2 separate regions of the Homo sapiens genome follow, and region 2 is linked to region 1. A link is an interaction called in ENCODE POLR2A ChIA-PET data of the cell type or tissue named here. Cell type or tissue: CD4-positive, alpha-beta T cell. All regions are shown on one strand.

Region 1 (5,000 bases):
GCAAAAATGTACTGAACTTTTGCTGTGCATCAGGCAATATGGCTAACTAAGGCTTTGCATACATCATTTACTCTTTCTAGTAACCCCAGAGTAGGTACTATTACTGTCTCTATTTACAGGGAAGACTGTGGAGGCCAAGAAGGATTAAACAATTTCCCTGCATCACACAGCCAAAAATGGTAAAGCCAGATTTGAAGTCCAGGCTCTTTGATTCTGGAGTTCATGCTAGTAACTACCAGCTCTCCGTCTGGCAGTGTTTTGTTCTTTTGTTGAATTACTAAAACAGAACTATTTTCTCTGAATGCAGAAGTTGAAACCTGTTGAGGAAATTCAACCAGAGTATTTCTTGAAGAAAAAAGAAACCATTTCCTGATTTCTTTATTTGTTAACCCTATGACATCATTAGGGTTGGTAGTAGCTGCTCCTTTGCCTTCACACACAAGAAAAAAGTGTGCAAATAGTTCTTAGGAACTACTGAAGCTGTTCAGAGGACCAGAAGCTAGACCCTCCTCTATTATTTTCTCTGCCCTACGTCTGGCCTTTTTAGCTTGTGGAACTTATCATCCCCGCCATCCAGTAAAGGCTACAAAGGCCCCGAGACTAGTCCCTGCAGTTACTACTGATGTTCTTTTCTTGCTTCTCATCTGCTTTTACTACCAGTTCTGTCTTGCCCATGGTCAAACCATTATCTCTAAAACTCCACCTTCTAAGCTACCTCTGACCCTTCGAATTTGCCATGGTTAGAAAAATCAGGAAAATAGGAAACCTAACCAGCAAAGAAACATCTGGGAGTGTATTTGTTGTCACTGTAAGCAATGACACATAGATTAAAACAATAAGATACCATAGGCAGGAATGGATAGAGTATGGACTCAAGAGTAAGGCAGCTTGGGTTCAAAGCCTGTCTCTACCCATTACAAGCCTTGTGTTCAACAATTTAACCAACCTTCCTTCCTTCCTTCCTTCCTTCCTTCCTTCCTTCCTTCCTTCCTTCCTTCCTTTCATGGAGTTTCGCTCTTTTTGCCCAGGCTGGAGTGCAATGATGCGATCTTGGCTCACCGCAACCTCTGCCTCCCGGGTTCAAGCGATTCTCCTGCCACAGCCTCCCGAGTAGGTGGGATTACAGACATGCGTGACCACGCTGGCTAATTTTGTATTTTTAGTTTTTAGTAGAGACGGGGTTTCTCCATGTTGGTCAGGCTGGTCTTGAACTCCCGACCTCATGTGATCCACCCACCTCAGCCTCCCAAAGTACTGGGATTACAGGTGTGAGCCACCGTGCCTGGCCAATGTAAGCTTTCTAAGTCTCGGTTTCTTAATCTGTAAGGTGGGGATAATAATAGTAGCACTTCACAGTGTCGTGAGGATTAAACGAGATAATGTATACGAAGCATCTAACACTGTACCTAGAGCATATAAATGCCAATAAAGGCTAATTATCAAAGTCATAACTTAGCCTTTTTACCCATTAAATTAGGACAAATTTTTGAGTGATATTCAGTGTTGGTGAGTGGGTAATGCAATGTGCTCTTGTATACAGGCACACCTTGTTTTATTGTGGTTTGCTTTTTCTGCTTTACAGATACTGTGCTTTTTACAAGTTGAAGGTTTGTGGCAAACCTGCATGGAGCAAGTCTATTGGTGCCATTTTTCAATGGCATGTGGCTCACTTCATGTCTCTGTTGCATTTCAGTAAATCTTGCAACATTTCAAACTTTTTCATTATTATATCTGTTATGGTGATCTGTAATCGGTGATCTTTGGTATTACTGTTGTAATTGTTTTGGGGTCCCGTGAACATCACCCACATAAGTTGGTGAACTTAATCAAGAGAAATGTTGTGTGTCTTCTGACTGCTCCATTGATCAGCCATTCCTGTGTCTCTCCCCCTCCTTGGGCCTCCCTCTTCCCTGAGATAACAATATTGAAATTAGGCCTCTAAGTGTTCAAGTGAAAGAAAGAGTTGCATGTCTTTCACTTTAAATAAAAAGCTGCAAATGATTGAGGTTAGTGAGGAAAGCATGTTGAAAGCCAAGGTAGGACAAATTCTTGAAGGAAATTAAGTGCTATTCTGATGAACACACAAATGATAAGAAAGTGAAACAGCCTTATTTGCTCATAAGGAGAAAGTTTAAGTGGTCTGGATAGATCAAACTAGCCACCACATTCCCTTAAGCCAAAGGCTAATCTAGAGCAAAGCCTAACTCTCTTCTGTTCTATGAAGACTGAGAGAGCTGAGGAAGCTACAAAAGAAAAGTTTGAAGCTAGCAGAGGTTGGTTCATGAGGTTTAAGGAAAGAAGCCATCTCACCCAGGCGCAGTTTCTCATGCCTGTAATCCCAGCATTTTGGGAGGCTGAGGTGGGTGGATCGCTTGAGGTCAGGAGTTTGAGACCATCCTGGCCAATATTGTGAAACCCCGTCTCTACTAAAAATACAAAAATTAGCCGGGCATGGTGGCGTGTGCCTGTAGTCGTAGCTACTTGGAAGGCTGAGGCAGGAGAATTGCTTGAACCCAGGAGGCGGAGGTTGCAGTGAGCCGAGATCATGCCACTGCGCTCCAGCCTGGGTGACAGACCAAGACTCTGTCTATTAAAAAAAAAAAAGAGGAAGAAGAAGCCAACTCCATAACATAAAAGTACAGGATGAAGCAAGAATTGCTGCTATAGAAGCTGCAGCAAGTTATCCAGAAGATCTGGCTGAGGTCATTGCTGAATGTGGCTGCACTCAGCCACAGATTTTCTTTCCTCCTTTCTTTTTTTTTTTTTTTTGAGACAGAGTCTTGCTCTGTCGCCCAGGCTGGAGTGCAATGACACAATCTCAGCTCACTGCAACATCCACCTCCCAAGTTCAAGCAATTCTCTTGCTTCAGCCTCCCGAGTAGCTGGGATTATAGGTGCCCGCCACCACACCTGGCTAATTTTTGTATTTTTAGCAGAGACAGGGTTTCACTATGTTGGTCAGGCTGGTCTCGAACTCCTGACCTCAGGTAACTCACCCTTCTTGGCCTCCTGAAGTGCTGGGATTGCAGGTGTGAGCCACCGTGCCCAGCCTGCATTTTCAACATAGATGAAACAGTCTCTTTTGGAAGCAGATGCCATCTAGGACTTTAATTCCTGGCTTCAAAGCTCCAAAGGACACTTCGATTCTGTTGTTAGAGACTAATGCAGCTGGTGACTTGAAGTGGTTTCAAAATCAACGCTTATTACCATTCCTAAAATCCTAGGGCCCTTAAGAATTATGTTAAATATACCCTGCCTGTGCAGTATGAGTGGAATAACAAAGCCAGGATGACGGTACATGTGTTTGCAGCATGGTTTACTGTACATTTTAAGCCCACTGTTGAGACCTACTGCTCAGAAAAAAAAGATTCCTTTCAAAATATTGCTGCTCAATTCAGTGCTTTTTCTTGGTTGATAAAAAACAAACAACTAAAATATTACTCCTGGCTGGGCTTGGTGGCTCACATCTATAATCCCAGCACTTTGGGAGGCCGAGGCAGGTGGATCACCTGAGGTCAGCAGTTCAAGAACAGCCTGGCCAACATGGTGAAACCCTGTCTCCACTAAAAATAGAAAAAATTAGCCGGGCATGGTGGCGCATGCCTGTAATCCCAGCTACTCGGGAAGCTGAGGCAGGAGAATTGCTTGAACCCGGGAGGCAGAGGTTGCAGTGAGCCAAAATTGTGCCATTGTACTCCAGCCAGGGCAACAAGAGTGAAACTCCGTCTCAAAAAATAAATAAATAAATAAATAAATAAAATATCACTCCTCGTTGACAGTGCACCTAATCATCCAGGAGCTCTGATGGAAATGTAGAAGATTAGTGTTTTTATGCCTTCTAACACAACATCTGTTCTGCAGCCCATGGATCAAGAAGTAATTTCAACTTTCAAGTCTTATTATTTAAGAAATACATTTCATAAGGCTATATATAGCTGTCATAGATAGTGATTCCGCTGATGGATCATGGCACAAAGCATACTGAAAACCTTCTGGAAAGGGTTCACTCTTTTAGATGCCATTAAGAACATTCATGGTTCATAGGAAGAGGTCACAACCTTATCAACATGAGCAAGAGTTTAGATGAAGTTGCTTCTAACCCTATTGGATGACTTTGAGGGGTTCAAGACTTCAGTGGAAGAAGTAACTGCAGATGTGATTGAAATAGCCAGAGATCTAGAATTAGAAGTGGAGCCTGAAGATGTGACTGAATTGCTGCAATCTCATAAAACTTGAATGGATGAGGAATTGCTTCTTGTGGATGAGCAAAGAAAGTGGTTTCTAGAGATGGAATCTACTCCTGGTGAAGATGTTGTGACCATTGTTAAAATGACAAAGGATTTTAAAATACCACATAAGTTTATTAAATCAGAAGTAGAGTTCGAGAGGATTGACTCCAATTTTTTTTTTTTAAATAGTCTCGCTCTGTCACCCATGCTGGAGTGCAGTGGTGCAATCTCAGCCTACTGCAACCTCTGCCTCATGGGTTCAAGCGATTCTCCTGCCTCAGCCTCCCGAGTAGCTAGGATTACAGGCACATGCTACCATGCCTGGCTAATTTTTGTATTTTTAGTAGAGATGGGGTTTCATCATATTGGCCAGGCTGGTCTTGAACTCCTGGCCTTAAGTGTTCCACCTGCCTTGGCCTCTTAAAGTGCTGGGATTACAGACCTATTGACTCCAATTTTGAAACAAGTTCTATTGTGGGTAAAAGTGTTACCCAGCAGCATCACATGGTACAGAGAAATCTTTTGTGAAAGGAAGTTGATACAGCCAACTTCGTTGTTGTCATATTTTAAGAAATTTCCACAGCCACCCCAACGTTCAGCAACCACCACTGATCAATCAGTGGCCTTCAACATCGAGGCAAGACCCTCTACTAGGAAAAAGATTACAACTCACTGAAGGCTCAAATGATCCTTAGCATTTTTTAGCAATAAAGTATTTTTAAATTAAAGTGTATATATTTTTCATGCATAATGCTATTGCACACTTAATAG
Region 2 (5,000 bases), 84 kb before region 1:
GAGGATAGGTTGAGCATGGGAGGTTGAGGCTGCAGTGTGCCTTGATGGCGCCACTGCACTCCATCCTGGTTGACAAAAAAAGAAAGAAGGGGCGTTTCCTTATTAGGAATCATTTGGCATCTGATTGGTTCTCAGTACCATGTAGGTCTGTTATCAGGACTCAGATCATTGCAAAAGTCTTTTTAATTTTTTTGCCTGCATACCTGAGGCCCACATCCAGGAATGTGGTCAGCCAAGTGCAATACTTGTCTGGGAAGTTTTGCCTGCAACCCAGGGCATTCCTTGCCGATAGCCCCATGTACACTGGCTCCGGGCTTCTCAGTTATTTCCTCTGATGGTCCATGAGTCAGTCATTTTCAGATCCAAAGCCCGCTGGACATTTCAGGATTGGTTTTCTTGTGGGTACCTATAAGAAACTGGTGTCTTATTTTGCCTTTCATAAAATGGAAATTGAGCCAGGCATGGTGGCATGCACCAGTAGTCCCAGTTGCTCAGGAGGCCAAGACAGGAAGATCGCTTGAGCCCAGGAGTTTGAGCACTGCCTGGGCAATGTAGACCCCATATCTTAAAAAAAAAAAAAAAAAAAAAGGAAATTGATTTGAACTCTTTTTAAGATACCAGTGACTGTGAGGGATGGTGGTGTGGTGGGGATCTGTCCTGCAGGTAAGCATCACAGGTCCCTTAGCTTTCTTCTTTTACTTCAGCCACCATACACGTAGCAAACTGGAATCTTGTCACCTCTTGGGAATGTTCTTTCCTAAAATCTCAAAGTTAATGTTCTGTTCTATCACCAACGTTTTTTAGCATATTGATTCCCTTGCTGGTTACTACTTTTAAAACTCATATAAATAATAAAATATACAATATTCTTTATTGTTAAGTTCCATGTATTTATTTATTTCTCATAGAATGTTTCTGTTGATTTTTGCAGAATTTTTGTGTTCATAGTCTACCAATTTTAATTTAGCCATGCTATGACAAATGAAGAGGGGTATCCCTATCTACTTGTATTTTTCTTTTTGTTGTTGTGGTTGAGACAGAGTCTCGTTCTGTTGGTCAGGCTGGAGTGCAATGGTGTAATCTCAGCTCACTGCAACCTCTGCCTCCCTGGTTCAAGCGATTCTGCTGCCTCAGCCTCCCGAATAGCTGGGATTACAGGCATGCGCCACACGCCTGGCTAATTTTTGTATTTATAGTAAAGATGGGGTTTCTCCATGTTGGCCAGGCTGGTCTCAAACTCCTGACCTCAGGTGATCCACCCGCCTCGGCCTCCCAAAGTGCTAGGATGACAGGCGTGAGCCACCACACCCGGCCTCTACTTGTATTTTCTAAGGCTGCCATAACAAATCACCTCAAATTGGGTGGCTTAAAACAACCGAAAGTCATGGTCTCACAATTGTGGAGGCCAGAAATTTGAAACCATTATCATGAAGTCGAGGTGCTGGAAGAGCCACGCTCCCTGCAGAGGCTCTAGTGGAAACTCTGTTTCTTGACTCTTAGAGCTTGTGGTGACTGTTGACATCCCTCAACTTGTGGCTGTGTGGTTCCAGCCTCTGCCTTTGTGGTCACATTGCCTTCTCTTCCCCTTCTGTGTGTACCAAAGCTCTCTCTGCCTCTTTTTTTTTTTTTTTTTTTTTTTTTTAAGACAAGGTCTTGCTCAAGCAGTCCTCCCACCTCAGCCTTCCTAGTAGCTGGGAATGCTAGCATGTGCTGCTGTGCCTGGCATAGCACTCCTATCCTTGAAGACCTCCTTCTGGTTTCTAACAAAGTCCAGATTTGTCAGTATCATATACGGGGTCTGTCATGGCCTGCTCCCTGTCTGCTTTTCCACTGTCATTTCTCCTGTCTCCCCTTCCTTCCTAGAAGACTCTTCCTCTCCTTTTTTCCTGAGTTCAAGCATCCCTTCGTTTTGGAAGCTTTCCTTGCTTTTTCCATTCTGAGTTGAAGCCCTTTCCCTATGGTCCTGTGGCACTTTTGGTGAACTGATTTACAGCACAATAGGTTTATAATCATCTGTTTGTGTGTCGCTCCCACCAGACTGTAAAAGACTGAAGAGAAGGTGTCATGTCTTGTATAACTTTTATTCCCAAGTGCCTGTTATTGTGCCTGGCACACAATTCAGGCACCTGATTCACAGTTAAAAACCTGCGTTCAGATTCTAGACTTATCACTTACCAGCCCCGTGAGGATGAGCTTAAGCTATCTAATATTTCTGGGTCTTATAGTTTATGAAAGATAAGACACTTGCTTCAGGCTGTTCCTGGCTGTTAGTCTAACATAGTTGGGTATAATTTCTGTCTTCCCAGCAAACTGCCCTATGATGTGACCCCTGAGCAGGCGCTAGCTCATGAAGAAGTGAAGACACGGCTAGACAGCTCCATCAGGAACATGCGGGCTGTGACAGACAAGTTTCTCTCAGCCATTGTCAGCTCTGTGGACAAAATCCCGTGAGTGCCATCAGTTGTCATGACCCCCAGTAGAACCCAGCACTAAGTGCCTTTCTGCTCCTTGGCCCTTCTCACTAAGTTTTGTCCATCCCGCAGTTATGGGATGCGCTTCATTGCCAAAGTGCTGAAGGACTCGTTGCATGAGAAGTTCCCTGATGCTGGTGAGGATGAGCTGCTGAAGGTAAGAATCTCATAGCCGGCAGACTCCTGCCCTTTGAGGACAAAGCAATAAAACCAGGGCTGACCATAGATCATTACTAACTGCCTAAGTGTAGGTTCTGGCAGTAGCTTACCATTGATTGTGAGCTTTTGAAAGCAATTGTAATTGGTAAATGGTACCTCTCTTAGGATGAAACACTTCCTATAGTTTGGCACACAAACATCAAACAAGTAGAAAGATGGATTTTTCCTGTTTTCAGATGAGTTTCTTTGAGTCCTATCTTTTCGCTGTAGTATTGTTCCCTCTGCTGGTGACCTGGCGAATAGTAGCAGGCACAGTTGTTTCTGCTAAGGCTGTTGCTGATAACTCTTTCTTACTCAGCTATGCTCTTCTCTTTTCTTTTTTTTTTTAATCTGAATGCTTTTTTCTTCTCTCTCCTAGTTCTGTGCTTTCCTACAGTGAGGCCTCGATTCTAGACTTTCTGTTCAGGTGAATTAATTTTATTTCTTCTGAATGAAACTCTAGGGGAAATGCTGTGACTGCCCCTGAATTCTTCTGTGGAAGAGATGTGTGTTAAGTGAATTTAATTTCAGAGGCATGAACTTGGCCTTTGAAGTCTGCAGCATGAGAATGTTGGGAGGTGGGGTTACTCTATGCTGATTGGGTCATGTTAAGGAATTTAGCTATGTTTGTTAGCTTTTTATAAGGAAAGCCCATCTACATGAAAGTACAAAGTGCATGTGGGTGACAGCAGCCTTATTTGCTACCATGATATGTGAACAAAAGATGCCCTGAAATACTTAATAACAGACTTTAAGTGTGTCATTTTTACCTTCTGAATCTGCTCTTTCATTAACTACTGGCAGTAGTTTTCAGTTCTGTTCTCATTGTTTTCCTGTATTGAACAAAGGGATATTTCATTTAGTTCCAGGCCATGAGAGAGAGTGTGTATATGTGCATGCATGCGTGTGTATATGTATTTTTTATTTATTTTTTCCTCATAGGACTGCATTTTCTGCTTTTCTTTGCTAGCAAAGTCATTTATAGCTTCCTTGGTGGTATGTCTTTTAATACCCATCTTTCTGTTTCGTCTGTTCCAGATTATTGGTAACTTGCTTTATTATCGATACATGAATCCAGCCATTGTTGCTCCTGATGCCTTTGACATCATTGACCTGTCAGCAGGAGGCCAGCTTACCACAGACCAACGCCGAAATCTGGGCTCCATTGCAAAAATGCTTCAGCATGCTGCTTCCAATAAGATGTTTCTGGGAGATAATGCCCACTTAAGCATCATTAATGAATATCTTTCCCAGTCCTACCAGAAATTCAGGTAAGGGGAAAGGCACAAGTGCTTAAGAGAGTCTGTGGATGTATTTTTATTGTTGAGGGGAAAAATAAGATTAAAAACCACCTCTCACTTTCCCCGGACTGCCATATGTAGAAGACGTGTTTGATGTGCCCAGGATTCCAGAAGATGATCCATTTACTTTGAAGAGAATTTTCATATGAAATAGATAGTAGTTAACACTTATGAAATAGATAGTAGTTAACATAAAAATAATGATGATTATGCATTTAGTACATGTTACCTTGTAATCAGAGAAGAATTGGAGAATGCTTTTAATTTTTGTAAATTAACATCTAGTTTTGAATTCAGTGCTTCAGAGCACTGTCTTAGAGATAGAATTGGTTCTCCTAATGGTGTCTGGAAACTTTTAAGTCATGGTGCAATGGTTCTTATGGGTAAAACTAAAACTACAAACTAGGTGGAGAAAGAAGTTATTCGAACCACTATCCCAAGGTTGTCAAGCACAGCAAACACACAGCACTTTCTCTTGAAGTAACTGTTGACTGGCTTCTGTTTGCACTCATTGTGTGAGAGGTTTGTGAAATGTCCTCTTGCCAACTTCATGTGTATGTCCCTTTTTGGGGGGCTGCCTCCTGTGCTTATTTCAGACGGTTTTTCCAAACTGCTTGTGATGTCCCAGAGCTTCAGGATAAATTTAATGTGGATGAGTACTCTGATTTAGTAACCCTCACCAAACCAGTAATCTACATTTCCATTGGTGAAATCATCAACACCCACACTGTAAGTATTTTTCTTTAATTACTTAATTTCATTGTCCTTAATTATTATCCCTGGCTGCTGCTTATCATCTCTGGTAGCCAGGTGTCTAACCTTCCTGTAATCTAACTGACAATGCATCTCCTTGATGTCTCTTTTTTTGCTTGTTATTCTTTTTTGTTTATTTATTTATTTTTTGAGACAGAGTCTCACTGTGTTGCCCAGGCTGGAGTGCAGTGGCGCGATCTCGGCTCACTGCAAGCTCCACCTCCTGGGTTCACACCATTCTCCTGCCTCAGCCTCCCGAGTAGCTGGGACTACAGGC

Evidence for each region. ChIA-PET counts read pairs that join two places held together with the same protein. Peaks named below come from ENCODE experiments on the same cell type or tissue, not always from the same donor. Only the 100,000 strongest peaks of a DNase experiment are listed, where the experiment ranks them.
Region 2: POLR2A ChIA-PET joins it to region 1 with 5 read pairs; 4 of 35 experiments call an interaction of 5 or more read pairs at or near these places.

What each region holds. Positions count from the first base shown.
Region 1 is chr15:90,563,960-90,568,959 of GRCh38, forward strand. The region is part of intron 2 of CRTC3 (CREB regulated transcription coactivator 3); the gene reads left to right. Among named protein-coding and RNA genes, the nearest start is that of CRTC3, 37 kb to the left of the region's middle. In CD4-positive, alpha-beta T cell, no CTCF peak of the experiment used is centred here; DNase peaks (open chromatin) are centred at 362, 2,682 and 4,742; H3K27ac peaks cover 1,599 bases.
Region 2 is chr15:90,479,654-90,484,653 of GRCh38, forward strand. IQGAP1 (IQ motif containing GTPase activating protein 1) reads left to right here. Exons shown (of 38, transcript NM_003870.4): 27 at 2,307-2,447; 28 at 2,544-2,628; 29 at 3,708-3,940; 30 at 4,567-4,699. Among named protein-coding and RNA genes, the nearest start is that of CRTC3, 48 kb to the right of the region's middle. In CD4-positive, alpha-beta T cell, a CTCF peak has its summit at 2,928 (motif pointing left); DNase peaks (open chromatin) are centred at 1,538 and 2,918.